2 separate regions of the Homo sapiens genome follow, and region 2 is linked to region 1. The links are chromatin loops, found by intact Hi-C in ENCODE. Cell type or tissue: heart left ventricle. All regions are shown on one strand. Each heading gives the region's core, and the rest is flanking DNA. Links, peaks and the distances in the headings are about the cores only.

What was found. Peaks named below come from ENCODE experiments on the same cell type or tissue, not always from the same donor. Only the 100,000 strongest peaks of a DNase experiment are listed, where the experiment ranks them.
Region 2: it touches region 1 in a loop (3-fold over the local background); 3 of 110 quality-filtered maps call a loop at or near these places.

Annotation. Positions count from the first base shown.
Region 1 is chr12:19,749,813-19,767,116 of GRCh38, reverse strand. No RefSeq gene overlaps it. Among named protein-coding and RNA genes, the nearest start is that of LINC02398, 260 kb to the left of the region's middle. In heart left ventricle, for the core only: a CTCF peak has its summit at 9,611 (motif pointing left); no DNase peak of the experiment used is centred there; H3K27ac peaks cover 295 bases.
Region 2 is chr12:19,987,340-20,004,643 of GRCh38, reverse strand. No RefSeq gene overlaps it. Among named protein-coding and RNA genes, the nearest start is that of LINC02398, 19 kb to the left of the region's middle. In heart left ventricle, for the core only: a CTCF peak has its summit at 9,485 (motif pointing left); no DNase peak of the experiment used is centred there; H3K27ac peaks cover 824 bases.

The DNA.
Region 1 (17,304 bases), core at 4,927-12,926:
GTGAATCCATCTGTTCAAGGGCTTTTTCTGGTTGGTAGGTTTTTTTTATTACTGATTCAATTTTAGAATTTTTATTAGCCTATTCAGGGAGTCATTTTCTTCCTGGTTCAATCTTTCAAGGTTGTGTGTTTCCAAGAATTTGTTCATTTTTTTCTAGGTTTTGTAGTTTGTATGCATAGAAGTGTTCACAAATATCTCTGAGGATTTTTGGTATTTCTGACAGGTCATGGTAATACCACCTTTGTCATTTCTGATTGTGTTATTTACATATTCTTTTTCTTTATTAGTCTAGCTGGCAGTCAATCAATCTTTTTTTTTTTTATTATTATACTCTAAGTTTTAGGATACATGTGCACATTGTGCAGGTTAGTTACATATGTATACATGTGCCATGCTGGTGCGCTGCACCCACTAATGTGTCATCTAGCATTAGGTATATCTCCCAATGCTATCCCTCCCCCCTCCAAACCAATCAATCTTATTTATTCTTCAACAAAGCCAACTTTTGGTTTCATTGATCTTTTATATGGTTTACATCTCAACTTCATTCAGTTCAGCTCTGATTTTAGTGATTTCTCTTCTTCTGCTAGCTTTGGGGTTGGTTTGTTCTTGCTTTTCTAGTTCCTCTAAGTGTGATATTAGATTGTTAACTTGAGATCTCTGAAACTTCTTCATGTGAGCATTTAGTGCTATAAACTTTCCTCTTAACACTGTTTTAGCTGTGTCCAGAAATTCTGGTATGTTGTATCTTTGTTTTCATTAGTTTTGAATAATTTCTTGATGTCTGCCTTAATTTCATTCTTTACCCAAAAGTCATTCAGAAACAGGTGAATTTAAGCGTAATTGTATGGTTTTGAGAGATCTTCTTGGTTCTAATTTGTATTTTTATTGTGCTGTGATATGACAGTGTGGTTGGTATGCTTTTGATTTTTTGGAATTTGCTGAGGATTGTTTTATGGCCAAATGTGTGGTAAATCTTACAGTACGTGTCATGTGCAGATTAGAAGAATGTATATTCTGTTGTTAGGTGGTGATATGGTTTGGCTCTGTGGCACCAGCCAAATCTCACCTTGAATTGTAATAATCCCGATGTGTCAAGGGTGGGACCAAGTGGAGATAACTGAATCATGGGGTGAGTTTCCCCCATGCTGTTCTCATGATAGTGAGTTCTCATGAGATTTGATGTTTTTATAAGGGGCTTCCCCCTTCATTTGGCACCCATTCTCTCCCCTGCTACCATGTAAAGAGGTGCCTTCCACCATGATTGTAAGTTTCCAGAGGCCTCCCAAGTCATGTGGAACTGTGAGTCAATTAGGCCTCTTTTCTTTATAAATTAACCAGTCTCAGCTATTTCTTCATAGCAGCATGAGAAAGAATTAATACAGGTGAAATATTCTGTAGATGTCTGTTTGGTCCATTTGGTCAAAGTGTTGAGTTTAGGTCTTGAATATCTTTTTTAGTTGTCTGCTTCAATGATCTGCCTTACACTGCCAGTGGGGTGTTGAAGTCTCCCACTATTATTGTACAGTTATCTAAGTCTTTTTGCAGTCTCCAAGAACTTATTTTATGAATCTTGGTTCTTCAGTATTGGGTGCATATATATTTAGGATAGTTAAGTCTTCTTGTTGAATTGAACCCTTCATCATTACATAATGCCCTTCTTTGTCTTTATTATCATTGTCTGTTATATCTGAAATAGAATAACAACCCCTGCTCTTTTTTGTTTTCCATTTGCTTGCTACGTCTTCCTCCATACCTTTACTTTGAGCCTATGGGTGTCATTGCATGTCAGATGGCCTCTTGAAGACAGCACAGAGTTGGGTCTGTGCTTTTTTTATTCAACTTGTCATTCTGTGTTTTCTAAGTGAGGTATTTAGCCTGTTTACATTTAAGGTTAATATTGATATGTGCAAATTTGATCCTATCATCATGTTATCTGGTTATTATGTAGATTTGCTTCTACAGCTGCTTTATAATGTCAGTGGGCCATGTACTTAAGTGTGCTTTTGTAATCACAGCTATTAGTCTTTTGTTTTCATGTTACGCACTCCCTTAAGGACCTTTTGTAAGGCAGGTCTGGTGATAACATACTCCCTTAGCATTTGCTTGTCTGAAAAGGATTTTATTTCTCCTTCACTTATGAAATTTATTTTGGCTGGATATGAAATTCTTGATTGGGATTTCTTTTCTTTATGGATGCTAAATGTAGGCCCCTAGTCTTTTCTGACTTGTAAGGTTTCTGCTGAAAGATCTGCTATTAGCTTGATGGCTTTGTGGCCTACTCCTTCTTTCTAGCTGCCTTTAATATTTTTTATTTTTCATTGTCTTTGAAGAATCTGATGAATATGTCTCTTACGGAGGGTCATCTTGTATAATATCTTATGGAGGTTCTCTGGATTCCCTGAATTTGCATGTTGACCTCTCTAGTGAGGTTGGGAAAATTTTAGTGGACAATATCCTTAAGTATGTTTTCCAGGTGGCTTGCTCTGTCTTCGTCTTTTTCAGGAATTCCTATGAGTCATAGGTTTGGTCTCTTTATGTAATCCCATATTTCTCAGAGGTTTTGTTCCTTTTTTATTCTTTTATTTTTGTCTGCCTGCCTTGATTCAAAGGAAAGGTCTTAGAGCTCTGAAATTCTGTCCTCACCTCGGTCTATTGTTATTAATGCTCTTACTTGCATTTTAAGTAATTAAATTCTTAAATACTTGCAATAATTTTTTTTATTTCCAGAAGTTCTGTTTGGTTCTTAAAACGGCTATGTTGTCTTTCAACTCTTGGACTGTTTAACTGTGTTCCTTGCATTGGGCTTCAACCTTCTGTATCTCAATGAGCTTTCTGCCATCCAGATTCTGAATTCTGACATTTCAGCCATTTCAGTCTGGTTAAGTACCATTACTGGGGAGCTAGTGCAGTCAGTCAGAAATAAGTAGACATTCTGGCTTTCAGAGTTGCCGAGTTTCTGCACTGATTCTTTCTCATCTGTGTGGGCAGATGTTTCTTCAATCTTTGAAGTTGCTGTCTTTTGAGTGGGGCTTTTTGCTTTTATATTCTTTGATGCTCATAAGGGTTTGTCTGTGGTATAAGTTGAGTTTGGTCAATGGCTTCCTTTCTGGATGCTTCCATGTTCTCACTCAGCATCCTAGGCTGCATGCTGTAATGCTGGGGAGCTAGGACAAGGCCTGGGGCTTTGTTCTTTGCCCCTTCCAGGTTAAGCACCTGCTGCACTGGAGGGGGTGAGATGTTCTTAGTCCACTGGCAAGAATACTCCAACAGGGGCTGCTGGAAAAAACATTCTGGCAGGGCAGCAAATGTCCCAGCATAGTGTGCACCAGTAAGGTGGTGGAGGGTCAACGTATACATGCATACCAGCAAGGCAGCCCAAGGAGGCTGCAGGCAAGAACTTACAACATTATGAGGTCTTGCATAATGTCTTCTGGGGGGGAGAGGCTAAGAGTGGGTGTGTGCCAGTGGGGAGGAGGCTGTAGGTGAGTGTGCACTGGCAGGAGTTCATCTGCAAAAGTATTCTGATGGGTATTGGGAGTCTGTCAGTGAAAGAGCTATGGTGATGTCACTGGCAAGCTGATGCTGCAGTGTAAGTGGATGTGTCCATGCAGGGACCCTGGGAGAGGCCAGCAGACAGAGGCACACTCCGATCAGACTAGCTCTATCCCCCAGGCAAGACTTCCTGTTCTGTCCAGGTCTAGCAACTAACGAAGGATAAAGCCACCTAGGGGGTATGGTGATCCTTGGGGGATGGACACCCATGGCTTTGCACCACTGCAGCTCTTTTTGCACCAAACCTTCTGGGCTCCACAAAGGCTGGAGATCAGTCCCTACCAACTCTCTAGGCAGTTCTCCCTGCCAGCTCAAATATCGATGGGTGTCATGGGGCCTCCCACATCTAGGACCCTGGAGGTCTGTGGCAAGAGTGGGCCACTGCACAACTATTTCACTCGCCTCTTCCCTAGGAGCCACCCAGTGCCTGGAATGAGTCTTGGTGCTTGGCAACTACATGCAGGGTTCCCAGTTTCCTCCTCTTTCAACCTGGGGTCCATGTCCTCACTCGGTCCACTCTCAATGCCTTCCTTCCAAAGAACTATATAGAGTGTTTGGAGTGTGCCAATCTACTTAATGGTCTGTTGTCTTTATTATTTATTTATTTATTTATTTATTTCTGGCTTACAGCAACACAAATTTATTATATTATAGTTCTGGAGATCAGAAGTCCAAAATAGGTCTCAGTGGATTAAAATCAAGGTGTCAGCAGGGCTGGGTTTCTTTCTCAGGAAAGAATCCCTTTCCTTGCCTTTTCCAGCTTCTAGAGGATACCTGTGTTCCTGGGCTCATGGTCTCCGGTCTCCTTCCTCTATCTCCAAAGCCAGAATCAGCACGTTATTCATACACTGTATCACTCCAACTTCGATGATCTGGTGTCTTTCAATGGGAGAACCTCTTCGCATCTAGTCAGCCATCTTGGGTTCTCTCCTGTGTGTCAACATTTCTTTCTTTCTTTCTTTCTTTTTTTCCTGAGATGGGGTCTCGCTCTGTCTCCCAGGCTGGAGTGCAGTGGCACGATCTCGGCTCACTGCAAGCTCCGCCTCCCGGGTTCACGCCATTCTCCTGCCTCAGCCTCCGGAGTAGCTGGGACTACAGGTGCCCGCCACCGCGCCCGGCTAATTTTTTTGTATTTTTAGTAGAGACGGGGTTTCACTGTGTTAGCCAGGATGGTCTCGATCTCCTGACCTTGTGATCCGCCCACCTCGGCCTCCCAAAGAGCTGGGATTACAGGCGTGAGCCACTGCGCCCGGCCCCAACATTTATTTCTTCAACACTTATTTATTATTACGAACAGTAAAAGTTTGTCATGGATGAGCCTGTATGTACACATCATCTTTACTCTAGTACCTAGACTGACAGAGCAGCCTCTATTGGAAACAATGCTAATCGTCTTGATAGAGGGAAAAGAGGACAAAGAACACCATGAGCTGGATCTTCCACTCACATTTCATTGGCCAGAACAATTCAAGCGGCCAAACCTAAAGCCAATGAGAATGGAAAAATATAATCCACACCCAAGGTAGGATGAGGAATATTTTTTGACAATAATCAAGCTACCTCAAGAACTTACAACCTTATGAGGTCTTATGCAATGATTTTTGTCCTCATATTCAGACAAAATCTACTACCTTGTAACTTACTAGTTGGCCCTCAATGTGTCTTCCAATTTGACACTTAAAGCCTAAATCTTCCTCCCGTCAATAAATCTATATGACATTGAGATTTATATGAGCACCTCAAGCATCCTAGAGAGCATAAAAAGATAACTATAGAAAACCTTCCCACCTTCAAGAATCTAAGGCTTAAGTGTACCTAATTTTTCTCTGAACAAAATTATAACAGTCCCAAAGCACTATGGAAACAGAGAAGAGGAAGTTGATTACATCAGACTAGACATCAAGGGAAAGTGTCACATTTCCAACCCAAACTTCCCCCTTCTTTCAACTTTACTCTTATGCTATGATTCCAGACCCTTTTCTTCCTATAGCCAATATCCTTCTTGTAGTATGTTTACCAGAAACAAAGATAATATTACAGGCTTTTCTGACCTAATCAGTGTAGAAAAGAATTACAAAGGCAGGTTAAGACTCCGTTTGGTCTTTTTCCTTCCCTCATAAGCTGTTCATTCATATTAAGATTATAATAAACCAAAACTATGAGGTTTTACACATGTATAAATACTAGCCATATTATCCTTTTTCCTGTGCTGTTGGTTTCTTATTAGATCCAACATTTCAACCTAGCAAAACCATCTTAGATTCTGGTTCTTGTAGTCAATGTATTTATAATGCCTCCTTATTTCACATCCACTGAAATGTGGTCAACATGCCATTATCCACATCACTAATTTAGAAAAAAAAAAAACGCAGTATTAGATAACATGAACATCAGAAGACTTTCAATAACCAGCTTACTTTCTGGATCATTCAGTCAATTGTTACTATATAATCCAAATGACTTCCCAACCTACAGCATCCTAAATCCTCTCCAGGATAGCAAAAGAAATTTTATCAAAGAATGATGTTCAAAATTACACCTATAAATTGTGAGAGATAGGCATTTTCCTCATTGGAATCGTGGAGAAAAGGAAACAAAAACAAAAGTAGAAGATGTGATTTACTCCCTTTTCAGAATCCCAAAGAGGAAAGACTCCAACTCAAGGACAGAGGGAACATGGCGACCTCAAGGGAATAAGAGCAGCCACCAGCTGAGGCAGCATCCATATGTGTGGGGGGGATGAGAATCCACATTCTGGAAGAACATGTGAGAATGACTCAGGATGGCACATCTGCTTTAAGGTCTAGAACTACTGAACCCTCTTCAAATTCTACTGTATTGCTCTAGATAAATACATGCTTATTCTTTTTTTAACAGCTTTATTGAGATATAATTCACATGCCATACAATTTACCTGTTTAAAGTATATAATTAATGGCTTTTAGTATATTCATAGTTGTGCAACAATCACCGAAAGCAATCTTAGAACATTTTTATTACCCCCCAAATTAACCACATGCCCCTTACCTATCACTTGCCCAATCCTCCCCTTTCAATTAGCTTTAGGCAACCACTAACTGACTTTCTGTCTACGTAGATTTACCTATTCTGGACATTTTCTATAAATGGAGTCATACAGTACATGACCATGTATGACTGCCTTCTCCCAGTCAGCATCATGTTTTCAAGGTTCATCGTGTTGTATCAAGTAACAGTATTTCTCTTCTTTCTTTTCTTCTTTAAATAGCTTTACTGATATATAATTCATATAATGTATGGTTCACCCATTTAAAGTGTTCAATTCACTGGGCACACAGGCTCATGCCTGTAATCCCACCACTTTGGGAGGCCAGAACAGTGGAATAGCTTGAAGCCAGGAGTCTGAGACCAGCCTGGGCAGCAAAGCAAGACCCTGTTTATAATAAATAAGTAAATAAATAAATAAGGCTCAGTGACATGCACCTGCAATCCCAGCTACTCAAGAGGCTGAGGCAGGAGGATCACTTGAACCCAGGAGTTTGGAAGCTGCAATGAGCTATGATCATGACAACTGCACTCCCGCCTAGGCAACACAATGGGACCCCATCTCTAAAAAATAAATTTAAAAAATAATAAAGTGTTCAATTCAATGGCTTTTAGTATATTCACAAGTATGTGCACCAATCACCATAGTCAATTAAAAACATTTCACCACCTCAAAAAGAAACCTTATACCTTTGAACTATCCCACCTGTACTGGCCTAACTCCCCCAGCCCTAAGCAACCACTAATCTACTTTGTCTACATGGATTTGCCTCTTCTCAACGTTCACGTGAATCGAATAACATGGTATGTGGTCTTTTGTGACTGGCTTCTTTCACATAGCATAAGCGTGATATTTTCAAGGTTCACCCATGTTGTAGCATGTATTAACACCTCATTTCTTTTTATGGTTAAACAATATCCCACTGCATAGATATATTACATTTTGTTTATCCATTTGTCCATTGATGGATGTGTTTCTACCTTTAGGCTATCATGCATAATGCTGCTATAAACACTGAAGTGCAAATTTTTATGTTCACATATGTTTTCATTTCTCTTGGGAATCTAACCAGGGGTAAATTTGCTGAGTCATATGATAACTCTATGTTTAATCATCAGAGGAACTGCTAGACTTTTCCAAACTGGCTGCACCACCTCACATTCCTAACAGCAGTGTATCAGAATTCTCATTTCTTCACATCCTCTCCAACACTTGTAATTGGACTTCTTTATTCCACATGCTTATTTCCAATGATCACTTTCTCCTTCTTTAAAGGGCTTACAAACTTCACTCAATAATATTTTCAAGAGTTTTGTCCAGGATATCAAATTCCTCAGCCTTTAGATTGTAGAATTTTCTTTCTATTTTTAAGAGACAGTATGGATAACTGTCTTTGTGAGTCTCCTGCAATCACTCCCATTCTCCAAGCTTGCCATTTCTCAAAGATCACTTTGTATTAAGGCAAACAGAAAACTGGGTATCCACTGTGTCTTTTTCTTCAACACTGAGAAGAAAGTTTGCACAAAAGCCGCCTCCAAAACATAGATTATTTTTATTTGCAGATTTTTAAAGTTACATTAATTGTGGTTATTTGACATTAACTTATATTTTTATGTCCCTATATTGTCCCTGTGTTGAGGTATAATAAGTAACATGTCATGAAAGACTAAATCAATATTATAAGAGAAAAGATTATTTAACCACAAAATCAGATATAATATATCCAATTGATAAATGAATGCCTATTTTAAATACAGGGTCTAATATTTTTTAAATGATCTATTATAATACATAATGATTGTCCCAAAAGTTTTTAATCAATTCAGATTTTAAATGGGTTATCATTTGTATTATTAACATTGTAGTTTACTACTAAAAATGTATTGAGTCCAATAATTTTAAAACAGAGTATAAAAAGATATTTATTTTATTGTTATTCCAATCCAACATTATGACTCTGTATAACCTAAAATTGAACAAGAGACATTTTGAATCAAAACATTCAGTTATCTCCTCTTTTGTAGGTAATCTAAGAGCTAACAATCAAACTTATAAAGAAATTAGCTCAGGTAAAGCTATCTTGTCACATTTTTCTGGAAGCTGACATGGTCAATCTTCGTCAAGTATGGAAAACAGTGAAGAGTACTGAAGTAAGAAGCTGTGTAAGAGATTTCAACAACTACAAATTTCCTTGAAGATGAATATTATCTGTATGAGTCTATTACTGAAATTTTCATTCATTCCCATAACACCAAACATTCTCATATTCAAAACATAAATACTATGCAGCCATAAGAAAGAACAAGATCATGTCTTTTGAGGGAATATGGATGGAGCTGGAGGCTATTATCCTTAGCAGACTAATGCAGGAACAGAAAACCAAATGCTGCATGTTCTCACTTATAAGTGGAAGCTAAATGATGAGAACTCATGAACACAAAGAAGGGAACAACAGACACTGGTGACTACTTGAGAGTGGAGGATGGGAGGAGGGAGAAGAGCAGAGAAGAAAACTATTGAGTGCTGGGCTTAATACCTGGGTGATGAAATAATCTGTACAACAAACCCCCTGACACAAGTTCACCTATATAACAAACCTGCACATGTACCACTGAACCTAAAATTTTAAAAAATATAAATACAAACTGTTTTATTACCAAATATAACTTTAAATTATCTGCCATTTTGATTATGTAATTCAAATTCAAGCCCCTACTCATTTTAGCATGTTTAAAATTCTGTCGATCTAAATTATACAGCTTCTCACATTTTCTAGGCTGAGTAGTTAATAGAGGCATATATTTAGGCCAACGCCTAAACCTAACTTTACTTGCATTTCGCTTAATTCCATTCCTGTCCAGTCCTAAGGAATTAATCCTCTGGAAAGAAGAGGATCGTATCTGGGAAGTCCCAGGTTGCTAACTTAGAGGAAGGAAAAAGACTTGAAGAGTAGCAAACATCTCTCATTTTGTTAGTTTGTTTTCAAAGAAGCTTCCGAAGTAGAAGGCGCATCAATACAGGGACATCTAGTGGCAAAGATAAATCAATGCAGTGATTGGCTCCTTGACAATATAGGAACCTTACCTTTGGTCTATCTTCATATTTAAGGGGGAAAAAAATTCCCGAACTCTCAATAATGGCCATTCATAGTATTTATAACAGCAATTGAACAACAAAAAAATGCATGCAAAAGCAAAGAATTTGAAGCAAATTTTCTTTTTTACATGATAACATAAAACTAGGCTTATAGCCAAGATGGATTTGTACTCATCAGGTTCTATATCTTTTCGAGCCATAGCAGTATTAAGAAGTAAAATAATCATTATACAAAAATTAATCTTTCTAGAAACATTAAAAGCCACAATAAACCAATTCCCCTTTATGTTGTAGAACATTAGTTTAACAGTATTACTTTATAAAGCCATACGACGATAATAAAAAAACTAATAGAAAACTAATGATCTATATCCCAATTGAAATCAATAAAAGAAAATAACAGTGACTCCTAATTAAGCCATTCCGCATCCTTAAGGTATTTTCATATGTGCCTCTTTTAAAGAAATCTTTTTGCTTTTTTCTTTAAAATGAGATGGAAAATCAAGGAAAACTTACTTCAAGGCAAATACTATTTTCCTCATTAGCTTTCTTTCTTGCTGGAATGGAAAAAGCAACTGCTTCTCAGGTATTTAGGTATTGCCGGAGGGTTGTGGAGCCAAAAAAAGAAAAGAGTAAGCATTTAGATCTGGGTCTCAAACAGTATAAAGAAACTGATACAAAGTTTTTATTTTATAAGTTAATAAATAGAAATGACTAACATCAGTACGTTAGTTATTGATGTTGATCATTTCAAAAGGCCAGCCTGGGATCTTACTTCAGGCTGAAATCCGGAAGAGGCATTTAACAGGTGAGGTATTTTGTTTTCACTTTGCCTTCCACTTGTGAGTTATCCTTCACCAGCAGGGAAAACCGCCTGCAGCACTTCTGGCATACTGGCTTTTCCTATCTCAATGCAGTTCCTTTTTTCCTAATAATGACCCTTCACTATAATTTCTCTTTTTTACTGACATTAAAGTGGACTTTAATATTTTGAAGGCCAATTCACTCACATGGGTTTATGAAAACACGAAGGTTGTATTTGGAATTGTTACTCAGTCATCAGGCAGAGCTCATATTCTCATTTTTGTGGACATCTTATTTCTGACCTTTCAAATGCTTTCTGTCCTCCCGCTCAGCTTCTCAGCACTTACCAGTCATGAGATGATTTGCCATTGATTTTTATTGAGGAAGCCTGAAATTGCTAAACATCTCATTTTGCCCATTCCCACGTCACAGGTTGATCCTAGTTTTATACAACTATCTCATATAGCACATAAATATATAATACAATATGTTAAATACCTATAAATAACAAGTAAATAAAGTAATGCAAGGTTTAAAAATATTGAGCAACTTGTAGCTAAAAAAGCAGCAAAGCATAACCAATGATTACTTGAACCCAGGTGAGGGAGATGGGGAAAGGGTGCAGCATTCTAATGAATGTAAACAAATAGAGTATGATTGTGGAAATGTATTATTATACATGCATTTCAATATTAAGTATACATTTCTCAATCTTTTCCCCATGTGTTCCCACAAAATGTCCCTTCTGCCAACACTTTTTCTCAGACTTCAATGGATACAGTACCCATCATGAATAAGATTTTTTTTTAATTTGTAATCAAGAGTCAGACTAGACTTGGGGTACAGTTAGGCTGACAAAGTCACTACCATGTAAACTCACCCAAAGGGACATATTAGGATATGGTTAGAGAGGACTAGAACTGGAAGAAATGTGTGAAGTTACGGTTTTTGATACACACACTATATTTATACGTATACACACACATAAATACATACACATGCATATATATACACACATGCATACATATGGAAATAAGTATAGCTATAAATATGTAAATTTTATATATGTTTATCCCCTTATCTGCCCATTGGAATGCCTGGAAGCAATGATACCTCAATATCAATGAACATACCTAATGTCCAGACTTTGGACTTTAATTACCATTCTTCACTAAAAGAAACTAAGTCTTCATAGAGAAACAGCAGACTATAGACAGAATTAAAACAAGGGAAGTATAAAATGAGCCTGGAATGTCTTGTTATGCCAAGAATCAAGGAAGCACACAAAAAATGGTAAAGGCATGTCGAAAGGACACAAAAGCCAGCTTGAGCAAATTCCTGGCTAAATTGGGAGGAATTTGAGCATTATATCAAGTAAAGATGGTAACAAAGTATAACCCATTGAAGAGTAAAATAGAAAACACACACATTTAAATAAATGAATAAATTGAAAGTTCGATGAGAAAAGAGATGTGTCATATAATCTTAAGGGACTGTTCCACAAAACACTCTTACGAAAAGGAAAAGAGAGTAAGTTTACAGTAGAGATGTCTGGCAGATACCACCTTAATCAAATGATCAAGGTAAATACCATCAGAAACAGGAAAAATTAAAATCAGGTGCCACATGACGGGATGCAATGAGAACTTAGCATCACATCTATCATGTTCCTCACAATTACAAATTAAAGAACATTCTTCAAAATAATGGGCCTTTTATGTTCAAAAGTGTCAAGGTCGTGAAAGTTAAGATAAGACTAAGGAACTGTTCCAAAATGAAGAAAGATAAAGAAACACGAGACCTAATTACAATGAGTGATTCTACTGGATCCTTTTGCTATCAGTGGCATGACTGGGACAACTGATGAAACTTCAGTGGATTCTGAGGAACATACCGTAGTAATGTATCAATGTAAATTTCCTGATTTGGTAGTTGGATCTAGTTATGTAGGAGAATGTCCTTGTTAATGAGAAACACACATGAAAGCATTCAGCAACATACTACTAAATTATTCAAGAAAAACATAATAGTTCCAGTACTATACTTTCAACTTTTCTATAAGTTTATGCTTATTCCAAAATTTTTTAAATATAATACTGTGTATGAAAGTCTATCCAAGCATTTCAGTAAAACTGTATTCAAAATATTTGTATAAAATATATTCAAAACCAAGTTTCTATATCAATTTCATGAATTTACTGTTTGTTTGGAAAACTTATCACCCTGTAACTATTTAGCAAGTAGTACAATTATTTTTTTTTCTATTTGACATGATTCACTTAACAAAGAGTCAGTGAGTACATTTCAGAGCAGATATGGTCATGGCAGAGAATAAGGTAGACAATGCCTCCATCTTATAGGGTTTACATTCTTTTGAGGGGATGGGCAATAAACAAGTAAATAATTTCAGTCTGGGCATGATGGCTCACCCCTCTAATCTCACACTTTGGGTGGCTGAGGCAGGAGGATTGCTTGAGGCCAAGAGTTTGAGACCAGCCAAGGCAACATAGTGAGACCCCATATCTATTAAAAAAAAGTTTTAATTAGCCAGGCATGGCAGCATAAGTCTGCAGTCCCAGCTACTCAGGAGCCTGAGGTGGAAGGATCACTTGAGCCTGGGAAGTTGAGGCTGCAGTGAGCCATGATTGTGCCACAGCACTCCAGCCTGGGTGATAAAGTAAGACCTTGTTTCCAAAAGAAAGAATTTCAGGTGGTGTTGTGATATGAAGAAAATAAAACAGGTAATATGAGAGAAAGTAAATAGGGTAGAAGAGGGTGACTTCAGGGAAAGTAGTCAGAGAGGGCTTCCCTGGGAAGATGATATTCAAATGATGAGAACTAGCCCTGAGAAAATCTGGACAAAAATGGCCCAGACAAGGGAAACACATTGTACAAAGACCCTGAGCAAGAATGAGCATAGTGCTTTGTAGGAAGAGAAAGGCAGCCATTGTGGCTGGAAAGAAAAAACAATGGGAGTTTATACGAAATGATGTATTGAAACCACCTTCATAAAATTAATAAAAGACCACAAGATTGGAATTATGGTAAGGGCCTAAATTTTGGTAAAGTATATTCCCTTCTCGCTGACCTTTTCTTCCTCCATATATGATTGCTTGCACAAGTCATTTCAATAAACGGTAGTCACTAATAACTGATAATCTTCCTATCTAGCCTCTGGTCAGGCTGCCTGCAAGATTAATTAACTTTTCTTTTAAACAACAATGATTCTTGGGTCATATAGACCCCCTTCATGTCTTCTAGAAGTCAGATTGGCCAAGGAACCAAGCAGCTGTGACCACTGGGGATCTCACCTCTTGCAAACCTCTCTGCTAACTATAGACAGAGTTAACAATAGCCTGTCATTGGTTCCTACCTTGCTTTTCCATAGTAATCGAGATCACAAACACTACTGTGAAACCTAAGACCGATCTCTGAGATATTTTTCAGATTCTGCATGCAAGTGGACCAACTAACACCAACCAGACCAGTGACTTGTAATACCAACTAAAGAACTAACTCCACTGGTCTTGTGAACACCACCCCAACCCAGGAACTGACTCAGCACATGAAGACAGCTTCAACACTCCTATGATTTCATCCCCAATCTTCCTGCCAAACCATCCTTTTAAAACCTTAGCCTCTGGATTCTCAGGGAGACACATTTGAGAAATATCTCCTATCCTCATTCAATTGCCTTGTGACAAACTCTTTCTTTGCTGCAATACCTGCTGTCTCCATGTTTGGCTCTATCTGCACAGTGGGTAAGAACTTAACAGTCTGAGATAAGATGTAAGTGCAAAATCATACAGGGCCTTGTGGGTCGTGTTGACAAGTTAGGGTTTGGTGCTAAGGGCACTAGATAACCACGAAAGGGTTTTAACCTTTAACGATCTCTCTTACCTTTTAAAAAAATCACATTGTCTATAGTACTGGACAAATGGCTTGACTGAAAGAAAGGTAGCAGAGTGATGAATTAGGAAGTTATTACAGTACAAATGGAATTTATTTGGTAAAAAAACAAAAACAGGATAATAGTTGAGACATAAGGAAGTAGATAGATCGAGGATATATTTTGGACTTTTATAAAATATATTTTATACTTCTATAAGATATGTATTTTTATAAGATATGTATTATCTTTTATAAGATATGGATTTTTGGTTGAGAAAATTCTGTGTATTTGAATTAACTTCTTTCTATTTTAGTACTTAAGTCTCTAATCTTGGCAGAAATAATGTAATTAGGAGCCTGTGAGCCTGGTTAGACCAAAAACAAAAGAAATCAGGACAAAGTAAAAGTGAATAAAGAAAGGACTTTTTTTTGATGTGTACTTCTTTCAACAAAAATTATCGCTAAATGTGGTACAAGAAGTGCTAGGTAGTATTAATTTTTATTCAAAAGAAGTATTGGCCAGGTGCAGTGGCTCACGCCTATAATCCCAGCACTTTGGGAGGCCAAGGTGGGAGGATCACTTGAAGTCAGAAGTTCAAGGTCAGCCTAGCCAACATGGTGAAACCCCACCTCTACTAAAAATACAAAAATTGGCCAGAAGCAGTGGTTCACACCTGTAATCCCAGCACTTTGGGAGGCCAAGGTGGTCAAGATCACAAGGTCAAGAGTTTGAGACCAGCCTGGCCAATATGGTGAAACCCTGTCTCTACCAAAAATACAAAAATTAACTAGGCGTGGTGGCAGGTGCCTGTAGTCCCAGCCACCTGGGAGGCTGAGGCAGGAGAATCACTTGAACCTGGGAGGCAGAGGTTGCAGTGAGTCGAGATCATGTCACTGCACTCCAGTCTGGTTGACGGAGCGAGACTCCATCCCTCAACAAAAAAGTATCAATTGACACAAAATAAGCACAAGTTTGTCATTTGAAGGAAGAAAAAAGAATGCATTTACAATTGAGGAAAAAAAAAACAAAACAAGAAATGAGATGCCAGGAAATACCATAACCCTGAAGGTTTGCATGGTGAGTTGGAGACAGAAAGTTTTAAGAAATCAGAATGTCAGCCCAGCACTCTGGAAATTTAATTAGGGAATACATCATTACTAACTAAGAGAAGGATGTGTCAAGCTATTAAATTTAACTAAAACTTAGAGAAATACATTTCTGGAACCCACTTTAACCCACAACCAAATTTTGCAATGACCAGTGATCTACCCAGATGAACTTACCCTCCCAAGAGCAGTTTCTTCAGAAATGAAAGGACCCGGAATATACCAGAGTTGGGTTTGTTTGTTTGTTTGTTTGTTTGTTTCCCTGAACTCCCCTTATCTGCCTAAAAAAGAACCTTCCAACAGAATTCAGCTGTCATAAATGCCCTCCCTGAGGAGTTTCACAACCAGGGAAGATTGACTTCTACAACCACAAATGAGAAGCCAGCACAAAGATAAGAACTTGCCTAAAAAGACATCATCACAAACTATCATATCTCCCATCTATTCTCCTAAGTGTTTATTTATCTTTCCTAAAAATCATTTGTTTTCCCATAAGTGCCATTCTACCTCTTCTTTCTCCTGTTAATAGTGTATATAGGCCTCTAAATCTAACCTCATCTTTGAGTCACATGATTCTGTGAACTCCAACATAGGTATAGGAATGAAAATCTGCCTTTTCATTCATTTATTGATTTTGCTAATCAGTTTTCTGTCAGTTTAATTCACAGGTCCCCAATAACTAAAATTAAAAGAATAAAGAACAAGATTTTTCTCCCTGACAGAAGAAGAAAAGGAATTCCTTTCATAAAAGAAGTCTGGCCTCATAAATTTATCCAAATAAAGCATAAAACTCATTCCTCACCCAGTTGTTATTCTTGCAGCAAATTAGATTTATAGAGTGTTTTGTACCCAACCAAATCCTGCAAAGAATTGTAAGCAACAGGCAACAGAAATGCACATAGCAAAATAATAAAATATCAATAATAATACATTCTTGGAAAGCTTTAAGGCATGAGTAGGTGGGGGGAAAAGCAAATATTCAGATCATAAGTGTCAATATAATTCATTTTTCTCTCTAAGGTAGTCAAAGAGAAATGGAAGTTATGGTTGATCTGTGTTGTTAAAATGAGGAATAAAGATATAATCACTTCTCAGAGAAAGCAGAACTTTTCTAATCTCTTAGAGCTACGTAGAAATTTCTCACTTGGGACTTTCCTAATGGAGCACTGAGCCATACCGTAGGAAACATCCTTGACAGCATTTCTACTGCCAATGGAGCATCAGATTTCGTAAGACTGTTTCTTGTAATATTCCTCCAAAAATATAAGAATAACAGCTCAATGGAGGCAATACTTCACAAGGAAGCAAAGTGGGGTGAATTAACTAATTAGCATTCCAATTTGCCAATCTTTCTCTTTCGTGTCTTGCTAGTGTGACTCAGCTTGTTAATCTTTATCATCCCTGGAGATACTGATCAAGAGTTCAACTAGAAATCAGAGCAGAGTTCCACAGTTCCTGAGAACATAGCAGAACTTATATTTGGTACATTTTCAAATATATATATAAATGATAAGCCCTCAAACAGATGGAACACTTCAAAGCACAGTTTTTGCTTGACAGTTTTTGCTCGACTAGTATCTACAATGATTAAAACGCAATTTAGATGAGAAAGGAAGATAAATTTAGCTGGAAGTGGTCTACGCTAAGAAAGTGACTCCAGCTCTGCCTCTCTAAATACATGAGCTTTGAAAAGCCATGTACCTTCTGTACATCCTAAGTATCTAAAGCATCTAAAATATGCTATGGGAAAAGTTAAATTTACACACAAAAAAATTTCAAAAACTAGAGGAAGTAAACTCCTCTTATCATTAGCCACTACTAATCCA
Region 2 (17,304 bases), core at 4,661-12,660, 240 kb before region 1:
ACCCTTAGAACAAACCAAAGTAGCAAAAAGAATAGTCAGGTTTGGGATATATTTTGAAGGAAGAGCTGAGAGTACTTGCTAATAAGTCAGATGCCGGATATTAAAAAAGGAGAATAGGTAAGGTAACTCTAAACTTTGGGGTATGAAGAATTGGAAAAATTAAGGTACCATTTAGTGAAATCTGTATCAGTTACCATATTTGCTGAATAACAAATTACCCCAGAACTTAGTGGCTTAAAAGTGATTTATTCATTCACAATTTTGTGGTTGATAATTTCACTTAGGTTCAGCGAGACATCTCCTCTGTTGCTCTCACTTAGACTCACTTATTGGCTATAGTCAGTTGACAGCTTGGACAGGACTGGATGGTATAAGATGGCCTTATTGACATATCTGGTGGTTGGCAGAGTGTGGCTGGATCACCTTGGTCCTCCCCATGTGGTCTTTCCAGCAGGGTAGCTTAGGCTTATTCACAGGGCAGCAGCTTTCTAAGACAGCGAGAGTGGAAGCTGCAGGGCCTCCTGGGGTCTATCTTCAGAAGTTGCACAAGGCCACTTCTGCCACATTTTATTAATCAAAACAAGTCACAAGGCCAGTCTAGATTTAAGGAGTAAGAAAATGGACTCCATCTTATTGTGTTTTTTTAATTTTTTTTTTTTTTTTTTTTTGAGACGGAGTCACACACTGTCGCCTGGGCTAGAGAGAGCGCAGTGGCACGATCTTGGCTCACGGCAACCTTCCCCTCCCAAATTCAAGTGATTCTTCTGCCTCAGCCTCCCAAGTAGCTGGGATTACAGGCACCCGCCATCACGCCCAGCTAATTTTTTGTATTTTTAGCAGAGACGGGGTTTCACTATGTTGGCCAGGCTGGTCTGGAACTCCTGACCTCGTGATCCACCCGCCTCAGCCTCCCAAAGTGCTGGGATTATAGGCGTGAGCCACCACACCCAGCCAATGGACTCCAACTCTTGACGTAAGGAGCTGCAAATAACTTGTGGCCATTTTTATTCTTCCATACATGGGAATGACAGAAAGTGTAGTCTACTTGTTCCAAGAGTTTCGTTTGTAGAAAAAAAAAATGTGCTTTGCTGGAAAATGGTGCATTGGTTAGAGCACACTCTTCCAGGTTCTCTAATTCTGATTCTATGGGGGCTATTTTACAACTTCGTCTCTTATACATAAATGATGACAATGCAAAAAATTGTTCTTGTCTGTGGATATGGAAACAAATTCTGTCCCTTAGAGGATCTATTGACTTTCTTCTCTCACTGCAGAAGAAGCCATTTTTGCCTCTATTTGCACATTTATTAAATGTCTATTAAAAGAAGACCTACAAATGCCCAATAGGTATATGATAAAAAATGCTCAATATTACTAAGCATCATGGAAATGCAAACTAAAACCACAATGAGATATCACCTCACCCCAGAATGGCTATTATCAAAAAAACTAAAGATAGCAAGTGTTGGCGAGGATGTAGGTCAAAGAAAACGCTTGTACACTGTTGGTTGGAATATAAATGAGTACAGCCATTATGAAAAACAGTATGGAGATGCCTCAAAAATTAACATTTAGAACTATTATATGATACAGCAATCCCACTACTGGGTATTTATCCAAAGGAAATGATATCAGTATGTCAAAAAGATATCTGCATTCCCATGTTGATTGCCGCACTATTCACAATAGCCAAGATATGGAATCAACCTACATGTCCATCAATAAATGGAGACCTAAAGAAAATGTGGTACATATACACAATGAAGTACTATTCAGCCATAAGAATGAAATCCTGCGATTTGCAACACTATGGATATTAAGTGTCCTTAATACAGACAAATAGCTCACCATCTCACTCATGTGGAATCTGAAAAAGTTGATCTCATGGAAGTAGAGAGTAGAACAGTAGTTTACCAGAGGCTGAATGACTATGGGGAGAAAGGGGAATAAGGAGATGTTGATCAAAGGATACATAATTACAGTTAGACAGGAGAAATAAATTTAAGAGATCTATTGTTCAGCCAGGTGACTATAGTTAAGGATGATATGTTGTATTCTTGAAAAACGTAAACAGAGCAGTTGTTACATGCTCTCACCACAAAAATGGTATGCTGGATGGATGTGAGGTAATGCAATTGTTAACTATGTGAGGTAACGCAGTTGTTAGATTTAACCATTCCACAATGTATGCATGCTTCAAAACATCATGTTGTACATGTTTAAAAAATACGATGTCATCTGTCAATTTTTAAAAAAATTAGTTTTAAAAGTTAAAAAAATTCCTAATCCCTATATATGTCTCTGTTCATATTATTTTTCCCCTTAACATCTTTTTTTCCTTAACTTTTTTTGCCTTCCTCTTTCCTTTTTCTTTTATTTTTAAATTTATTTTTGATTGTGGTAAAATATACATAAAATTTACCATCTTAATCATTTTTAAGTACATATATAGCTCAGTAGTGTTAAGTACATGGCACACTGTTATGCAACCATCACTACCATCCCTTTCCAGAACTCTTTTCATCCTGCAAAATGGAAACACTGTACTCATTAAACAATAACTCCCCATTCCCCTGTAGGTTACCTATAGCTCCTGGTAACCACCATTCTACTATCTCTCTATGAAGTTCACTACCCTAAGTACCTCACAGAGATGAAATCATACAGTATTTGGCTTTTCGTGAATGGCTTACTTCACTGAGCAAAATGGCCTCAAGATTCATCCACAATGAAGCATATGTCAGAATTGCCTTCTTTTTCAAGGCTGAATAATATTCCATTGTGTGTATATACACCATATTTTGTTTATTCATTCATCAGTGGACACTTCTACGTTTTGACTATTGTGAATAATACTGCTATGAACACAGGTATACAAATATCTCTTAAAGACCCTGCTTTTAATTTTTAATTCTTTTGAGTATATGGCCTGAAGTAGAATTGCTGAATGATACAATAATTCTACTTTAATTTTTTGAGGAATCACTATACTGTTTTTCATAACAGTTGCACCATTTTACATCCCACCAACAGCACACAAGTATTCCAATTGCTCCACATCCTCACCAACACTTCTTATTTTCTGGTTTGTTTGTTTTGATAGTGACCATACTAATGAGTGTGATGTGGTTGGATTCTTCTATGACTGCTTGTAATATCTTCCTGATCCTCCCATAATAATATGTTAAATAAAATGTTTAACATTTGCTCTTTTATAGCTGTAGAAGAGCCATACCTTTGTCTTTTTTGAAAATTCTCTTTTAACAAGCTATAAAGTAGAACAAGTGGTCTGGAGTGGGTTTTCCAAACACGAAATATACTACAGCATGTTTGTTTTCTAATAGATAGGATGCAATAAAGAAGGAAAATTTATGATAGAAGGGGCAAAAGCAGGAACAAAGTTCTTGAAAAAAGAAAGAGGATTAGATCAAGATAGACAGAATTATATATAATTCATTTATTGTAACCGGAAGAAAATTAGAATATTCATGTAAAAATGCAGGTAGATCCCTTGACTTGGTTATAGAAGCATGTGGAAGGTATCTTCTGAATTTCTGTGTTCATTTTTTAATCCTTATGACTTAGCCCAAAACTAGTTCATAGTAGCTACTTAATGAATGTTTCTTGAGTGAATATAGCAGAGATAATCCTAGTCTACAAGAAAGAGCACAGTAATAAAGACCCACCATGTCTAACATATAAATACACTTACCATTCACCTAGTTCCACTGATAGCCTTTATTAACAGATTCTTAAAATGCTTTTAAACTGCCCATGTAAATAATTTTAAAAGCATACTCTGCTGAATTACCCTATTCTACCCCTCTTAGCAATCAAAGGTAAAAAGAATCTTGTAGCAATGTTGATCTGTCTGCAACATGACACCTCTTTGACTGATAGAAAACAGACAAACTAATGAGAGGAAGCTAAATACGGATATTGTTTACTGGGCTCTGATGACTTATTGTTGGCAAGCAAGTGAACTCTATCTAAGAGATAGGGAATAAAGAAAACATTGTGCTTGGTCTTAGATAAATAAAATATGGGGAAATATGATTTAAAACAAAAAAACAAATTTAACTGACTCATAATTACATCTCAGGAGTCCTTATAGAGGAGCTTAGGATATCTCTTTAGACTTTAAATACATAAAAAGCAGCCCTGGGATAAGCACTGTTTGACAGTTGAATGACAATCTCATCGTAGAGGAGAAGATAGCTGTGTGTTCATTAGCATAAACAACACATTCCAGGCTTCCAAACTACGTAACTTCCCACAAGGAGCATCTGACCCAGAAGACCCTAACACTGAGTGAGCCAGTAGGCATCTGAGAATGAAATTAAAACTTATACAGATGCCAAAGAGGTAAAACGACAAAGCTCAGAAATTTCTCCTTCAATTTAGTTCAATTCAACAAATATTATTTGAATACCTTACACTGAAAAAACACTGCAACAGAAAGTAGGTGCAGAAAACTAGAAAATGGATACACTACTGTTTCCCTATTTTTGATATATTCACTCATCCTTAGACTAAAATTTGAATAAAAGACTTTCTTATTATTACTTAAGTATACATTATAGGGAAAAAAAGCAATATGTGAATTTACTAAACATTTAATTTAAACATTACAACTACTTCCAAGTGCCTTCTAATGAATACGACCTAACCTTTGACCACTGACACATCCTTCCATAGCATGCTCAGGATCACCTTTTAATCCTAGATGGTTAAATGTGAATCTCAGTCTGTTCCTAGCCCTCTCCATTTCCAGCAATGCTGCTGCTGCACCATTATATTTTTAAGGTTATGTTGCTGATTTGTGTGTCTTGCATTATCCTGGATCCATTTTCTTCTGGACTTGTTAGTGCCTCTTCTGTGGTCTCTATTTCTGTCTCTCTCTCTATCTCTCTCTCTCTCTTTCCTCTCTCTCTTTTCTATGCAGTCTTGTTGGAGTTGCACATAGTTATGAAGCATGGTAGGCTGGCACCGTGAGTTGTGCTACGCTGTGGATTTTCTCCTGCTTTTCCCTGTCTACTCCTCCAGAGTGCTTTTACACCACCCATCTTACTCTTGTTTTGCTTGGTTCTCTGCTCCTCTACTTCAGGAAATCCCATGGTTTAGCCTGGAAAAGACTGACTTCATGGGAGGGTGCCTCTCCCTAGTAAATAGACCATCCTCTGATTTATTTCTCCTCCTATGCCAAACGAACATACACCCTGTAAAATATCTCCTTTATGGCCAGAACTAGAAGCAGAATTTGAACGAAGAGTCTGGGAGTTTTTACATTTTCCTACAAAGCCCCTGTGGTGACTCACATTGTCAGGCTGATGTATGAGACTGTCAGACTGATTTTAATTTTGATCTCTTATGTTTTTTCCCCACCCTGTCATGTCACACTAATGACTGTTAAATGCTCCAAAAGACTGGCAAATGGGAAAACAAAGACAAGAGCCAGAGGATTGAAAGTTTCCAAATGAGCAAATATTACACATATTTGAGAAAAATTACATTGGGTTAGTTTATAAATGTTTGAGTATTATGAAAATCTCCAGCGTGTCAGGGGCAAGGAGGAGGAGAGATAACCTTTGACCATAAGAATGAGATACTCTGATCATGATATCACTTGCCACTTATTTCAATTTTTAATGATTAACACCTTCCTCACTAGGTTAACTTTACTTAGGAATGACCACAGATGTAGCAATTTGTGAATAAAACTGAGGTTTTAAACATTATATAATACCAAGTTTAAAATCTAAACTGGTAAAACATTGTCAAACTCCTTTTGAAAGAAGTCAGAAAACAATTCTATTATATTCATGCTCATTTTGAAAGCTGTCTTTGCCAACAAAAGAATATTTTTGTTGATTTATATATATTTGGCATGAGAAAAATCTGTAATAACTGATAACATAGTTAACTGCCAATTACTAAGACCTTACCTGTCTCCACTGCATCCCATGAAGTGGTTCAGATGGGTTCTAATAACTGGATGGCCTGGGTCAGGTGTCAACAGTCATCTGCCTTCCTCATATTATGCATTGTCCTCCCTAGTGTCATAAAACAGCCACCTTTCACTGATGCTGTGTGCTGAGTGCTTTTGAAAATCTAGCTCGCTCAATTCTCATAACAGCTTCATCAAGTGGGTACTAGGATCACCTTTCCAAGGAAAATGGAGACTTCCAACAAGATTAAGACATTTGCTCAAAGTCTTATACCTAATGAGTGGTAGAGCCAGAATTTGAAACGAGGCGTGTCTGCTTGCAAATTTAAGAATCCTGTAGTGCTTCCAGATAGAGTATAATAGCAAAACTCCTTAAATGGCTCAAATTTTACAGCTCACAGGAAATTGTTTTAAGTATGCAGGGTGAAAAATTGTGACTTTTATCAAGAATGTAAAATTATTGTGTAAGTTTATCTTGATCATCAGTGAAGCATGAATAGTATGCTTCTCTTAATTTGAAGTTAGGATAATAAAGCATTTTAGAGTGTACAAAGAACTCTTCCATGTGAGCCTAACTTAAGACAACAGATCAAGCAATTGTTATTCACAGTTTACAGAAAAGGAAGTTGAATTTCTGATTGGCAGAGTGGTATAGCCAATGCCACACAATTAGGACCCAGTGGAATAAATAAATCCTGGGCCTGGGTCTTTTGAGTTCCAATTATATGCTCTTTCCACTACATGTTAAGCAGGCCATGTTTATGAGCAATGAGAGGAAGCTCCATGGACTTTGTTCCATGTTTGCTTAAAAAGAAAAAGCACTATAAATCAACCTGAAATATCCACTGAGAGCATTGTTCATTAAGTCTAGCACAATCAATTATACTAACAAGCATTGTAATAAAATCATTCCATTCCATGCTATGTGACACAATGTGACTGCAAAGAGTATGAAACAAGAAAGAGGACGAGAAATTCATAAGTCATTGAAAGACCAAAAACCATTTACAACCAAAGGGTTTAATCAAGGTTTGAATCTCATGCCTAAGCATTCTCAGAAGTCCCCTTTCATATGCCACGCTGTTTGTTACAAATTATCTTCCAGAATAATGTAGATATATGCCCCCAATTTTTTCTATTACATGTCATAAATCAAATGTGCTAAAACTATGTGTACTGTTAAGGTTACAAAAATTCCAATTCTTTCTTTCTTTTTTTTTTTTTTTTTTTGAGACAGAATTTCACTCTTGTCACTCAGGCTGGAGTGCAGTGGCGCAATCTTGGCTCACTGCAACCTCCGCCTCCCAGGTTCAAGCGATTCTCCTGCCTCAGCCTCCTGAGTAGCTGGGATTACAAGCGCCCGCCACCACAACCTGCTAATTTTTGTATTTTTAGTAGAGACAGGATTTTGCCATGTTGGCCAGTCTTGTCTCGAACTCCTGACCTCAGGTGTTCCACACACCTCGGCCTCCCAAAGTGCTGGGATTACAGGCGTGAGCCACCATGCCCAGCCCCAATTCATTTTTTAAATTGGTAAAGTAAGTTGTGTAATTTAGGGCATGATTTACGTAATGCAAAATTTAATAGAAAGTGGGGAAATAATCGAAATTCACACACGAAGGGAATTTAACTAGTTTTACAAAAATGATGCCCATCCAAAATTAGTGGGTTTGTTTCATTTTGCTTTGTCTGAATATTGATTTAAAACTTCCTAGTTAATTCTAGTCATTCATAGGCCAAGACAAGTTTAAGACCAAGGAGATCATGTTTATATATTCAGTCATACTTTTCATACTGGACTATTGGTTAAAACCAGGAAGTACAAGAAACACTCATACATAATAGAAAGCATAAGTTAAATAAAGGTATTAAAATAATAAAGTTCTTCAAGAAGAAAGCAATAAATTAATTTGTCCTTGATATATAGGAAGCACACTTGGGGTAGTTGGGTATGAGAGAAAATTTCTGATTGTTGAAATAAAAGAGAAAAAAGGTTTTGGAAAAAGAATATTTGATAAGCATGCTTGAATGACATCCTATCTGCTATATGATATAAACACTTTAAGTGACCCGCAAAAATTGTATTAAAACTAAAAATGTCACAACATGCTTAAGGTGATCCAATCTTTTGTGGATGCTTCTGGAAGTTAACCCAAAGCCAAAGTAAAATCAGCCTCGGAAGGCAAAGAAACAGCATCCATGTAGATCATGTTAAAAACATCTTAGTAACATGGTAAAATTCTGGGAGTCAGTGCTCTCCAATGTGAGAATCACTTCTCTGTGTAGCAGCTTCATGCAGAAACAAAAACATAAAATCAATAACAATAAAATGTTCTAGTTGTAGCCCCAGGTGAGATATGGTGAATTAGTCCAACTTTGCCTTTGAGTGAGTACTCTTCATAGGTATCACCCAGGCCCTGTAGCCTCACCAATATTTTTCTAGAATGTTCTAGAAGTTGTACAGGCAAACTATTCAGATACAATCTGCACTAAGTTCAGTTAGAGAGCAACAATGAAAGTTGCTCATTGATAGTATTTGTTTTGCCGCCTTTGGGGAGATGAAGAGGCTGGCAGAGCACTTACCAGAAAGAAGAGGGGAAGACAGAAGAAAATTTACTTCAGACTGTTAACTGAATGCTTAAATGGTTGTAATTGGGTTGATGAGGTCTAGAGTTCTTAAATGACTCATTTATATTTCTACTGCCATTTAAGAAAACATTTAAATTATTCATCTCAACTTTATATTTAAAAATCGTTCTATTAAAGAAGGAACCAAGAAAGTGATTTAAAAAAAAAAATTCTTCAACTGGTCAAAAAAAAAAATATATGAGCTACTGCATACCAGGACTCTACTTCTGGTATTTTCACTTCATTGAAAGTTTTATTTTCTTTTTTTTCCAACTCCTGCATACTGGTTTCTTTTTCTACATGTCTAAGTTCTGGCACTTTCACTTCAGTATTGATTTGTGTCAAGAACAATTATAATTTTCATAAGATATTTAAATTTTTATGAAGATAAAGAAATACTGCTATTAGCCAAAGGTCTATCATTTGATTTCATTTGATCGTTGATTTCAAGGATAAAAGAATCCTGACTGAGGGTGACTATTTTCCACATTGTAAGGAGAAATCATGCCAGTCACCAATGAGCACCACACAGCTGCCATACCTGTGATTTACACCTAAAGTAGAGCCTTCCACATTGTTTATGATAACATAAGATGGATGTGGTGAAATTGTTTAAAGTTATTAACTAGTAAAGGAAACCTTTTCTAACCTCCCTATGAAATTATTTTAGACTCTCTCCATTTATCCACAAGTAAATCTGAAGTATTGTATTATAACTTTATTACAATCAAATAAAGTCAGTTAACTTTATTTGATTTAACTCCCTATGAGAACTAAGTTCATATCACTTCCAAAGCCTTTTAAAGATCAAAATATTTGCTTATCCCAGATTTTACCTATTAGGATTCTGTAAGAAATTATTAAAAATATGGACATATAAATTGCAATGTAATAGTTAACATGCCATCTCCCTCTACTGGATAGAATTAAAAATCAAACATTACTCTAATATATTCACCTAAAGTTGTGTTTACATAGTGGTTTCATGGAGACATAAATCAATTAACCTCATACCTTATCCTAATTTCTAATTCTACCATGAAAGAAAATGTCATGAATTGTCTTCTTTCACTGATTTTGCTGTGTAAATGCTCTCTCCTTTCCCATGTTGAGCGTGGAATATAAGGTAACAATAAATATGTGTAATTTACATATCATATGACTATAATTATTCAGTCCATGATTAAGGTAAAATTTCTTTAAAAACACATAATTTGGGAGATCTACAGCTATTCTAAACAAAGAATAGGTATCATTGTTACTTCAAAGTCAGGATTTCCAAATTCTTTCTTTGGTCATATTTTTGGGTGAGGAATATTTAGGTCCAGGTGTTCAAATATAGCCCTTCATATCTTAAGACAGAGAGTTACTGTTTGGTTAATATAAGAAAGCCTTTCTCATTTGATAATTCACAAAATACACTGAAATGAAGTATATTCTTTTATATGGGGTAATGTAGAACAAAGGTCTGGATTCAAACACTACATGGAACTTAGCAAATGTGTTACATTGGCAATTTATGTAGTCTCTGTTAGGTTCAATCTCCTCCTCTCTAAAATAGAGCTAATCATCACATTTACTGCTTAGGGTTATTTTTAGTATTAAATAATATAATGTAAAAAAAGTGTTTATCAAAGAACCTTATACAAAGGAAATGCTTTATTTATTTTTTATTATACTTTAAGTTCTAGGGTACATGTGCACAACGTGCAGGTTTGTTACCTAGTATACATGTGCCATGTTGGTGTGCTGAACCCATTAACTCGTCATTGACATTAGGTATATCTTGTAATGCTATCCCTCCCCCATCCCCCCACCCCACGACAGGCCCCAGTGTGTGATGTTCCCCACCCTGTGTCCATGTGTTCTCATTGTTTAATTCCCACCTATGAGTGAGAATATGCGGTGTTTGGTTTTCTGTCCTTGCGATAGTTTGCTCAGAGTGATGGTTTCCAGCTTCATCCATGTCCCTGCAAAGGACATGAACTCATCCTTTTTTATGGCTACGTAGTATTCCATGGTGTATATGTGCCACATTTTCTTAATCCAGTCTATCATTGATGGACATTGTACAAAGGAAATGCTCAATAAATGTTAACTATTTTTAAATTATACTAAACATGAGTTTAATGAAGCTACTGACAAATTTAAAGTATGTAAATGAATCCTAGGAAACTATATTTTTAACTAAAACACAGAGATAATAATGCATTTGCTCTTTAATCTCCTCCTTGATAGCCAAAACTGACATTAAAACCTAAAAATGTAAAGCAGCAGAAAAGACTGAATAGATCTGAAGAGGACTTTTCAGATTCTATTTCATACAATCCCCCTGATTTTCACCTAGGAAAGAACCAGCACCCTGAGAGGTAAAACGATCTCTAATGGCAATAGAACTAGAGTGTAGCCATTCAGGTAACAGAGCATGGAGCAAAAGCCAAGGCCCCCAAATCCTAATCCAGTATACCTCAAAACGTCAAACTTTCTCCTGACAACAGATGCTTTTCCTGTCATGGCTACTTGTTCTATATATGCAAGAAATACAAATATACAATGCATGATGCAAATTATGATGTGACTAAAATGTGTAAATGAAATGAGTGTATGTAGTCCCTAAGAAACAGACACCATAAAGATAAATTTCAATAGTTTAAATTACATAGAGGAGGTTACATTATTTCTCTTCAAATTATATTTATGTTATCTAATTTTTTTCTTAAAGTCAACCCTATAAAGTAGGAAGGACATATTTTATTAACTGCATTTTAAAGAAGAGGAAACTGAGACCCAGAGTATTATGATTTCATAGCTAGTGACGGGAGAAACAAACATCGGGTGTTTGGACTCCTGGTCAAACTTTTTTTTTTTTCAATGTTTCTTGCATTGTTTCTTGGTGGTGTTTTAAGCTATGACATTGATATCCTCCATCATTCATAAATGTTAAATGCATAGAAATAGAATCATCCAAATGAACATATATTTTGATGTATATAAAATCAAATATGTATCCTAGAACATACGTTATCAAGAGTTTCATCTCAGAAAAATGTCATGGTCATTGTTAGTTTTAAATTAATTTAAAATATAAATTGACAGAATCTTTACTTCCTACAATAAACCCTTTGAAATAAATTTAAGATTACAATCAACTAGGAATAGAAAGATTTAAAATGTGTCATTAAAGTACCTAATATTAATCAGTTATCTTTTAAGACTCAAAAGTCGTTCACATTTGAATAAAACTTAAAGGAGATATCTTACAGGTAAATCATAGACTCTGAGTTGAATTTTTTAAAATGACCTTCATTCTAAAGTGTCCCCTTAAAGATATCCTGAAATGTTGCTAAGTAGAATAAAACAAATTCTATGGACTGTACTTTAACACTGTGATAGATTCTATTGATGTAAAAGCATTATCACTACCCACCCTGGTCAGATAATACCTTTCCCAAGGCAGTAGGGCAATAAAGATCTGCTAAGTCATGCTGTCAGGATCATAAATTTTTTTCTGGGAAAAGCAGTTTACCCCTTTGCCACATGTACTGCCAGGATTAGAAGCAAGCAAGGGAGTCGTAGGAGGAAGGGACTTTCAGGGTGTGGTGTTCCCAGACATTGCTTTGAGCCCTTGGCAGTGGCAAAGTGACTCTGTCCGCCCCTCCCAGGGAGCTGACCAGAGCTGTACCTGGAATTTGTAAAAAGGCAGATGACATGATCATGACAGGGAATGGGGAGAGTGGCTAAGGTAATGAGACCAGTTAGATTAGTGAGACTCCGGTTTAAGGTTCTAGGAGGCAACTGGCATGGTAAAAAGAGCATGGCATTTTTTAATTGGATGGATCTGAGTTTGAATTTCTATTTCTCAATTTATTCACCATCAGCATGACTATAAGTAAGTTAACGTCTCCATTTAAGCCTATGAACTTTTGTATGCCTCAGTTTCCTCATCTGCAAAATGAGACAATGCCCATTAGGGCGCTGTGGATTAAAGGAGCTAGTAAAGCCCTTAGAACAGTGCCTGGCAACATGGTAAATTCTATTTAAGTGTTAGTTATTTTTGTGTGTTATTGTCTCTCTAAGCTTCGACTTTCTCATCTGGGGAAATGAGGATAACAGAACATGGCTTGTAGAGTTCTTTGGAGGATTATGTGAAAATTGAGTACTTTATACATGGTGGATGTTGTTGCTGTTGTTGTTTTATCTATTATTTTTGTTGTTTTTCTCCATGCATGTTAGTTATTTGTGTTGGACCGTGGTACCATACACTATTTTGCTAACTAAAAAAAAAAAAAAAATGAACTAGATCTTTCACTAGTTATAGGATGACAGCCTATGAGACAAGTCTGGAATTTAACCTCAGGGTTGCCTAACTAATAGAAGATACTATACCCAGACAAAGTAAGTAAATAATTGATACTGAGTTAGGTTGAAAAGGTCCTTCCTACAGGTGATAAAATGAGAGTATAAAATTCAGTGTCAGAAATACACTTGGATGATTCAGTTTTAACATCTCCAAGCTTAAAATGTATTCCACAGAACAATTCTTCCTTATATGTTCTTTGTCACATTGCTGCTAATGTTCATTCATGATAAATAGTTTGCCAGAGTCAAAGCGAACCCTTCCTTGTAGTCTCAGTTAAGACTTGAACACATTCTTCAGGTTGAACAAGGAGCAGTGACAAGTGATCCGGTCTACAAATTTGCAGATCATGTTTCTACATGAGGCTGCACTAACATTGCCAGTGCTACCAGCAACGAAGTATCCTGGGGCAAAACTGAGCCTGCACTGCAGGACCAAACCTAGGGGGAGGCTCTCAGCTTGGCTGCAGAAAACTCAATAAGCAAGATAAATAATACTGTAGTGCAATGTTCTAAAAAAAAAAATCAAAACAAATGTAAAAAAATCCATGATAAGCACAGTATCAAAATTTTAAATAAAGTTAGTGAATTAGTTTTCTACGGCTGCCCTAACAAATTACCTTAAATTTATTTGTGTAAAACAACATACATTTATAATTGTACTGTTCTGCATACCAGACGTCTGACATGAATCTTACTAGACTAACAACAAGACGTCGGCAGAGCTGCATTTCTTCTGGAGGCTTGAGGGGAGGATCTGTCTTCCTGCTCTTTTCCAGCATCTAGAGGCTGCCTGCATTTCTTTTCTCCTGGCCCCCTTTCTCCATCTTCAAAACCAGTAATGGTAGGTTGAGTCTTTCACACATGGAATTACTCTGACTTCCTGCCTCCCTCTCCCTCTTAAGGATCCTTGTGATTACACTAGACCCACACAGATAATCCAATATAATCTTCCCATTTAAATGTCCTTTAATCCCACCTGCAGAGTTCATTTTGCCATGTACGGTAATATGCTCACAGGCTCCAGGGACGGGATCTTGGACATCCTTGGAGGACATCATTTGGCCCGCTACAGATAGGGTCTGACACTGTATGTGCATGATTCTGCCTCACTCCCTGCACCCTAATCCTGGCCCTGCTGCAATGTGATTTGACAAACTGAGGCCTATTAGTCCTGAGTTTTCCAGGTTGGAAGCACTCTATCAAGAAAATCTAGAGGTATCACCATGTAAATCTGTTCTAAAGGTGGCCCAGAAGTATACAAGTAATCAGAAAATAGCAAAACAAGCACAATAAATAATTTGTTCACATTGCAAAGGCACAAGCATTTCGGTATTTGGAAAATGTTGCAAAGCTGAAACTCATCTCTAAAGCATTAGTGACATATTCTATTATTCTAAAATGCTTGTTACTTTTATTTTACTATTGACTTATTTTAAGCACTGCTAATGTTTCACTGGAAAGTTAGAATTTTTTTGCTCTTCATATGAGAGAGACTTACCATCAATTTTCAGCTGGGTTAAAGTGCTATACCTTTCTTCAAAAAGGCCCTGGGTGGTCTAGAATTGCTTTCTGCTCATAAAAGTGAGGTTAGGTGTCACAGTTCCTGGAAACTGAACAAATAGTTGACTTCTCTAGACCTTATGTTGAATTATTCCATCTTGATCTTCCCACATGTTTGTAAGTTCCTGAGTGCAAGCGCCATCTTTTATTTTTTAAGACAAAATCTGGCTGTCTCACACAGGCTGGAGTCCACTGGCATGATCTCAGTTCACTGCAGCCTCCACCTCCCAGGTTCAAGTGATTCTCATGCCTCAGCCTCCCAAGTAGCTGGGATTACAGGCACCTACCCGCCACCACCCCCAGCTAATTTTTGTATTTTTAGTAGAGACAGGGTTTTGCCATGTTGGCCAGGCTGGTCTCAAACCCCTGACCTCAGGTAATTCACCCACCTCAGCCTCCCAAGTGCTGAAATTACAGGCGTGAGCCACCGTGCCCGGCCAGGCACCATCTTACTTATTATTTGACACAAAGTGGATATTCAGACATTTTTTGCAAATGGTATAGGACGGAATTTTCAAGATCACCCAGGGAGTCAAGTACTGTCTTCTTTCACTGTGCCACAGAAGTGGAGTGCCTTGCCCAAAGTCACCTGAGGTACGAGCCCAACTCCATCACGATCTAAGATCCCAGCCCTTTCCACCTACCCCTACCCCAATTCTTCTCTTACAAATGCACTTCCAGAACATCACTATTGAGGGCATCACTGAAGCATGTGGACATCCAAATACAAGCTTAAATCAGGAGATATCTCCACAGCTTCCAAACCAGTACTATTTAAAGAGAATGAGAAATACACTGTTCAGGGCTCAACATATTGAGAGAAACCCCTTCTTCATGGAAAAAGTCTGCTAAGAAAAAAATCATTAAAATTAAATCGGAAAATTGAGCAGCAGCCCAGTTCCTGAAGATGTGTTAACTACCCTATTTCTGATCAAAGAAAAGGAATTTTACTTGCTATAAAAGCACTCAGGGAGACTGAAAGAGAGACATCTGCTTCATTAATAGTATCCTTGCCAGCAGGGCCAATTAAATTAAGAAGCTATCCTTTCCCTGGTAGATTTCATTCCAAACACATTACACAAGTTATACTCAGAAACATTACTGCAAGGAGATCATTTATGTTCATTAATCCTAGGGCTTTCTTTTGTAATCTTTTTCTTGAAAGGAAATTCTCATTTTTGCCCTAAATTAATGAACATATTTATTTGTACATAAAAGAGCAAATTCCTCCTACTGATGCCTTTAGTTAAGGCAGGCAGGGCCAGCAACAGGATCCACAGGTGCAGCTTCCAGCATCCCCTCAGTGCTGACTGCAGCATCAAGACAAAAGCCTGTGGGCTTCATCTTGAGAACAGTACTCCGTGGGCTCTGCCTGCAGAGCACTTGCCAGCAGCCTAAAACTGCCAAGCAGAGGTCAGTGAGAGGTCTAGGGCCATGCACCTTTTCTCCCAAATCACAGTTCACTCAAGGTTGCACATTGCTCCAAAGGGCACATGTGATTCCAGAAAAACAGTCTTCAGACATTTCACCCTATAGCTGACTCTCTTTTCTCCCAAGCCCCAACATTCCTTCTCTAATTGTTGCCTTCCCAGCTCAGACTCTGAAAACACACTAGTCAAACACCATCATGGCAAAACGCCATCTCATAAATGCCAGAAAGAGCGAAATAAAACAAAACAGAGAACATTTGTTTCAGGAAACTTCTAGTGAAGATGTTAACAAACTCTAACATCCTATTTACCTGTACAGAACTTTCTAAATACGTTCTGTTCAATAAATAAACACATGAAGGATCTAGCCTCTCTCATAAATAATTCTTTTCAAACAGTAATCAGGATACATAAATAATTTGAATTCATTTAAGCCAGTGTCTTTCCAATTGTGTTAATCATCAAAATCATTTCAAACGCTTCTAAAAATATAGATTCCTGGGCCTCCACTTAAATCTAATGAGTCAGAATCACCCAGGGAATTGTGAAGAATCTCACTTTTTACCAGGATGATGATGATTGGAGAAATTTAGGCAATAGTGAATTAGGAAAATTTTTTGTATTCTATTATATTTATAACTTTGCACTGGATCCTGTACCTCATATAAAAATGAGAAGATGAGAAGATACATGGCTCATATTCTGGAAGGATTTGAAATTTAGTAGGAAATATTAGATAAGAAAATAATTGTACAGCAAGTTAGAATATAAGAAATTTTGTAAGAGTGAGTCCACCAAAGTAGAACAAAAAGTTTGAAAGAAGAAGAAATCATATCAGGTCATAGAGGGAAGTAAGGAAAAGCTTTAAAAAATATTTTTTATTTAAGATGGACTTTACAAAAGTGTCATCTTCACCTGTAATCCTAGCACTTTGGGAGGCTGAGGCAGCTGGGTCACTTGAGGTCAGGAATTCGAGACCAGCCTGGCCAACATGGTGAAACCTCGTCTCTACAAAAAATTACAAAAATTAGCCGGGGGTGGTGGCGGGCACCTATAATCCCAGCTACTTGGGAGGCTGAGACATAAGAGTCACTTGAACCCGGGAGGGGGAGGTTGCTGTGAGCTAAGATGGTGTCATTGCACTCTAGCCTGGGAGTGCAGCAAGACTCTGTCTAAAAAAAAAAAAAAAAAAAGTTATCCTGATGAGAATCAGAAAAGGCAAAGTCACAGAGAAATAAAAACCTAAAAACCTACAATGTGAATGAGGAACAGGGACAGTGTTTGGCTACAGTACAGGGAATAGCTAAACCAGAGGCTGGAAATTTAAACCAGTGCCCAATTGAGAGACCACTGAATGTTTGGCAGTGGAATGTATACTTA